Regions from separate parts of the Homo sapiens genome. Here region 2 is linked to region 1. A link is an interaction called in ENCODE POLR2A ChIA-PET data of the cell type or tissue named here. Cell type or tissue: MCF 10A. All regions are shown on one strand. Links, peaks and the distances in the headings refer to the core of each region. The heading gives the core; the rest is flanking DNA. Region 1 holds the start of RPS8 (ribosomal protein S8). Region 2 overlaps ERI3 (ERI1 exoribonuclease family member 3).

The links. Peaks named below come from ENCODE experiments on the same cell type or tissue, not always from the same donor. Only the 100,000 strongest peaks of a DNase experiment are listed, where the experiment ranks them.
Region 2: POLR2A ChIA-PET joins it to region 1 with 6 read pairs; 2 of 35 experiments call an interaction of 5 or more read pairs at or near these places.

What each region holds. Positions count from the first base shown.
Region 1 is chr1:44,774,350-44,777,256 of GRCh38, forward strand. RPS8 (ribosomal protein S8) reads left to right here and starts at 1,191. Exons shown (of 6, transcript NM_001012.2): 1 at 1,191-1,251; 2 at 1,685-1,791; 3 at 2,326-2,425. The coding sequence starts at 1,248. SNORD55 (small nucleolar RNA, C/D box 55) reads left to right here and starts at 1,516; the gene lies at 1,516-1,589. It overlaps SNORD46 (small nucleolar RNA, C/D box 46), which reads left to right and starts at 2,143; the gene lies at 2,143-2,240. RefSeq lists a silencer at 1,235-1,444 and an enhancer at 1,525-1,814. In MCF 10A, for the core only: no CTCF peak of the experiment used is centred there; a DNase peak (open chromatin) is centred at 1,192.
Region 2 is chr1:44,326,878-44,329,784 of GRCh38, forward strand. The region is part of intron 3 of ERI3 (ERI1 exoribonuclease family member 3); the gene reads right to left. Among named protein-coding and RNA genes, the nearest start is that of ERI3, 27 kb to the right of the region's middle. In MCF 10A, for the core only: no CTCF peak of the experiment used is centred there; a DNase peak (open chromatin) is centred at 1,164.

The sequences.
Region 1 (2,907 bases), core at 110-2,609:
ACTTGTGTATTTTATTTTTTTGAGACAGAGTTTTACTCCATCACCCAGGCTGGAGTGAGTGCATTGGTGCCATCTCGGCTCACTGGAACCTCCACCTCCCGGTTCAAGTGATTCTCCTTCTTCAGCCTCCAGACGGAGTTGCTGGAATTACAGGCGCCCGCCACCACGCCCGGCTAATTTTGTTTTGTTTGTTTGTTTTGTTTTGAGACGGAGTTTCGCTCTGTCGCCAGACTGGAGTGCAGTGGTGCGATCTCGGCTCACTGCAACCTCCAGCTCCCTGGTTCAAGCGATTCTCCTGCCTCAGCCTCCCTGAGTAGCTGGGATTACAGGTGTGCGTCACCATGCTCAACTAAATTTTGTATTTTTTTAGTAGACACGCGGTTTCACCATGTTGGCCAGGCTGGTCTCGAACTCCTGACCTCGTGATCCGCCCGCCTCCGCCTCCCAAAAGTGCTGAGATTACAGGCGTGAGCCACCGCGCCAGGCCTAAAAATTTTTTTTAATTAAAAAATAGATATCCTTCTAGCTCAGAAAAGTTAGCTGATCCCTCCTTTATACTCTCTTCCTAAGTTCCGTTCATTCTGGTGGCTTTAATTACCATTTATAAGCCAACGATTCCCAAAATAACATCTTCGGTGCAGATCCCTTATAAGGATGACCAGTCATTAATATTCAGCTTCCTATCTGTTAGTCCCACTCAACATGACTTAGCAAGATCTCAAAATGAACGTGTCCAGAACAGCTCCTACCTTAGCCTACCCCATCTCAGTAAATGGCCCCAATATTTATCCGATTGATCAAGTGACAATCTTAGGAATCCTTGACACCGCCCTCTCCCTCAATCCCCATGTCCAATCTACCACCAAACCCTTCAAAACAAAACCCAAGTCCACACTCGTTTCCAATTCCATTGCCTTCCACTCTTTTTCAACGCAGCCGCACCCACATCTCATCCTAAACGACCGCAGCAGCCTCTGAAACTAGTCTAAACACGCCCAGATCTGCCGACGCCGCAGACCCCCTTCCCCCAGCCCAGGGTCGGAGGCGAGTCGCCGGGGGTCGGCAGAGGTCAGCAGCCTGCGAGACCCTCCTAGGCTCGTGGCCCTAGGCGCGGCAGCTGACACGTAAGTCTCGTCGCCCGACGTTGTTTCGGCGCTCAGAAACAACGTAAAGTAAAGGGGCGGGGCAGCGTTTTACAAACCGAACCGTGAATCTTTGCGGTTTCTCTTTCCAGCCAGCGCCGAGCGATGGGTGAGTGTCGCTCTGCATTGAGGCGGGTGAAGGGAGGTTGAGCTCAATCAGGCCCCATCCTGCTTCACAGCCTACTGAGGAGTCCAGACGCCCCGACCCCCGGCCAGGGACAGCCACGAGGAGTGGTGGCCCTCGGGTTTCGGCCGCCCAGCCCGTCTCTGGGGGCTGCGAAGGCTCTGGGCTCCGGGTTCCGGGCCGCGGGCTGCGGGCTCCGAGCGGCGCCAACATGGCTGCCGCGAGGAGGAGGCCCCGGCCTGGCCGCACGTGTATGATGACAACTCGGTAATGCTGCATACTCCCGAGTGCGCGGTGGGGAAGCCAACCTTGGAGAGCTGAGCGTGCGACCGGCCCGGCGCGGGGGTCTCCGGGAGCTGGCGAGTCGCTAGCACCGAGTCACAGTGGCTCAAGCTTCCTTCCCCGCTTCCACATGCAGGCATCTCTCGGGACAACTGGCACAAGCGCCGCAAAACCGGGGGCAAGAGAAAGCCCTACCACAAGAAGCGGAAGTATGAGTTGGGGCGCCCAGCTGCCAACACCAAGGTGGGTGCGAGCGTGGGCCTGTCCGCCTGGGAGGTCGCCTTCCCCCGCTCTCCAGCGTGCTCGGGTCTTTCCGTGTGACAGTTGTGCGTTCTTTCTTGGGCTCTGATTTCTCTGTAGTAGGGCCTGGGTGTCCTGTCCCCCTTTAGCTGTTGGATAAGTAAGTACCAAAGAGGGAATGCTCCCTCAGGCCCCCAAACCTGGAGCTTAGGATTTCAGAGAGAAGGATACTGTGTGGGGACTTGAGCTTCTGGAGAGGGTGGCGCCTCGCGTCATAGTCAGAAGCCTAGTCTTGTTTTTTTTACAGAGGCTTAATTTTCAGCATTTGGGGTCAGGCTTTCCTCTTGGAGGCAAGTAGGGTGATGAAAAAGAATCCTTAGGCGTGGTTGTGGCCGTCTTGGTCACCTGTGTGCCACTTGCCAATGCAAGGACTTGTCATAGTTACACTGACTGTTGCCTCCTCCCGGCCCAGGTTCCTCTCCCTCACTTGCCTTGCTCTCCTTGGTAACCTAGTTCCTGTAACCTTGTGTTTTCCAGATTGGCCCCCGCCGCATCCACACAGTCCGTGTGCGGGGAGGTAACAAGAAATACCGTGCCCTGAGGTTGGACGTGGGGAATTTCTCCTGGGGCTCAGAGTGTGAGTGAGGCCCTTTGGGAGTGGGTGGGAAAACGCACCTAAACGGTCTTAAGATTCACCAAGTGGGCCTGGCGCGGTGGCTCACGCCTATAAGCCCAGCACGTTGGGAGGCCGAGGCGGGCGGATCACCTGAGGTCAGGAGTTCGAGTCCAGCCTGGGCAACAGAGCGAGACTCTCAGTAAAAAAAAAGATTCAAGTGCTTTTAGCAAGTAGTCTGTGGCTTAGACCAAGGCATTTGAAGTTTCTCCTTGCTGAAAGATCTTAAGGTAGCTGGGGAGTTCTCTCCACCCAGGCTGTCCTGCTCCAATCTCTTTTTTTGAGATTGGGTCTCTGTTGCTCAGGCTGGAGTGCCAGTGGCGTGATCTTGGTTCACTGCAGCCTCCGCCTCCTGGGTTGAAGTGATTCTCCTGCCTCAGCCTCCCAAGAAGCTGGGATTACAGGCGTGTGCCATCACACCCGGCTGCTTCTGTATTTTTAGTAGA
Region 2 (2,907 bases), core at 160-2,659, 450 kb before region 1:
TGAATTATAATTTACCCTTATTGAAATCTGAATTTTTCAAAAACATAATACCAATAAATGAAGGAGACCAAGTCTTAGAAACCACATCCTCACCTGAGGTGTGCACACCTGTGTCTCCCTCTGTATGTACATGACTCAGAAACAGCCACAGTTCAAACATTTTTACATATTCAATTGTAAATAACTTCAGATATTAGTGGCTTCTGTGAAGCTGACCCTTCAAGGGCACCAAACAACCAAATGATTTGTTTGTAGCTACCTGTAGACACACATTTGTCATGAAATTAATTTAAACAAATCTCAGGTTATGTGCTAGAGAGGTCCCCTGGAGGCATCACTAAGGAAGGGCCTAGAAATGGAAGGGTGCCAAGCCCAAAAAAATCTCTCTGGATAGTACTCTGGTTCTATCAGTATGTTGATAAGAGGGCCTGATCTCTCTGTGTTTCCCAGAGAAGCAGGGCCTGCCTCCCAGTCACCTGCTGTATCTCAACAGCTTATTAGGAGGTTGTGGATCAGAATAATACTAGTACTAGTTCTACTAATAAGAGCTAATACCTATAAGCCATTACATATCAAACACTGTTTTGAGCACTTAATATGTTTAACTCAGTTTATCCTCCCATCAGTCCTATAAGATTGGTACTATTATTAACCCCACTTTGCCAATAAGGCAACTGAGGCATAAAGAGTGCAAGCAACTTGCCCAAGGTCAGACTACCAGTAGGTAGTCAAGACTCAAATCCAGACAGTCCAGTTTTGGAATCTATGCTTTTAACTACTATGCTCTACTGATTCTCATCAGAACAGCGTCTACCTCAGCTTCCCTCACTTTGAAGGTCCAGAGTCCACATTCTGGGACTTGGGCACATGCAGCCAAAGCCTGTTCCATCAGTCACCCAACAAAGTGGAGGAAAGGCATGTGTCTTGCTCAGGATCACAAGATGAATCAGAGGCTTGGTTAGACAAAGACCATTTTTCAAACCAATTCAAATATTGCCTTAAGATACACTAGCTGGGGGTGAAGAAATGGCGGTGAGTAACAAGTGATCAAGACAGGACCAGGCCCACTCAGGCAGACTGAGAATTCTGGTCAGACTACTTGGCCAGGAGCCAGGGAAGCTGGCTGGGCTACAGGAGGCCTTGCTCAATAATCCCCATCCATAGCCCCAGGGACTGCTGATCTCTTCACAGAATACTGCATGCCTGTGGGGTGGTTCATAGATTCCCTGTTCTCTGCCCACAAATGATGGCCAGCAGCCAGGAAGGTAAACAGTTGTGCTGGCATGACAATAGATTTTTAAAAATTCACTGACTAGTAAGCAAGCAATACACAAACGGATACCCGCCCCCCACCCCCGCAATGCACTGAACACATTTCTCACACACTGTCCCATATGATCCCACATCTCCGTAAGCAGGCAGGAATCACTCCCCTGTTTTGCAGATGAGAAAGCTAAGAGGGTCAGCTGTTGTCAAACCAGTCCCATCACTTGAGAACTTGTTAGAAATGCAAATTTCTGGCCTCCACCCTTGCCTTTCAGAATCAGAAGCCCTGGGGATGGGGCCAACAGCCTTGGTTTTAACAGCCCTCCAGGTGACTCTGACGCTCGCTGAAGTCTGAAGTTTGAGAACCGCTGGTCCAGACTACAGCAGTGTTTCTCAGACTTCAAATGACCTGAGGAATGTGTCAGATTGCAGGTTCTATTTCAGTATATTTAGTATATTCAGATTATATTTCAGTATATTCTATTTCAGTAGGGCCGGCATGACATTCTGCATTTCTAACAAGCTCCCAGGTGATGAGGATGCTGCTGGTTCTCAGACCACAATTTAAACAGCAAAGGTGTAGTCTAGAACATTTATGTGACTAACTCCTTATCGCTGAGGTACTGACCAAATGAGAATCAGAGCCCATGGCTCTCAGCTCCCTTCTCAGAGCAAACCCTTACTTGACCCACTTTAAGCACCCGAGTCAAGCCCTCTAAGTCTGCTAACCATCGCTAGCTCTTATCACCAGACATTTCATCCTCCTTGCTGCCAAGAGCTAGGGCAGAAAAACAGGCCTGTCACATCCAAGAACTTCACAGAGTAGACTGGCACATCTCTGTCAGGGAGCTAGCAAAAAGTCTTCTTGTCATGGCAGTGCCTGCTTCCTTTAGGAATACTGTCAAGACCAGGGCATCAGCTACCCTCAGAGTGCTCAGCACACTATTGTCTCAGCCCTCCAGAAAAAAACCTTCCTCTGTCCAGATGAACCAAAAAGCAGGACTGGGTACCTCTCCTATGAGAAGACCGCTCATTACAGACACAAGCCAGGAGCTTATCTGGTCTATCTAACTGCCTCTGGTCCTGAGAAAGGCCTCTCCAACCCTGGCCACAAATTTGGAGCAGGATCACAGAATTCCTGCATATCCTAAGGCACCTACTTGGGGACTCCTTGCTATCCTCACCAGCCACCACATTCAACACCATCAACCATGAATTTCCTTTCAGGTCTGCCCCCGACATTGTTTCTCTAGTCACATTACCTTTCCAGTGAAAGTAGACCTGATCAAAATGCCATGTTTCATCTCACTCATCAGCCCTACCCACCCATCTGTAACTACCAATCCCGTTCAGTTGACCAGCTGGCCTTTAAAATGCCGCTAGTGTTGTGAACAACGCAGACATGTCCCTGCATTTCCAGACAATGCAATCTCAAATCATGGCTCTCAGTTTTATCACACTTTTAGAGAGCAAGATTCCAAGCTTTCTAGCCAGTTATTATCCTATCTACCTAACCATCACTACCTACCTCCTCTAGGCCAATGGCCAAACAATGCATCAAATAGGTCCTAGAGGAATAACTACCCACATTACCACTAAGGAACTCAACTATAACAGCTCTGCCTGTTATGTTCTCCCTGA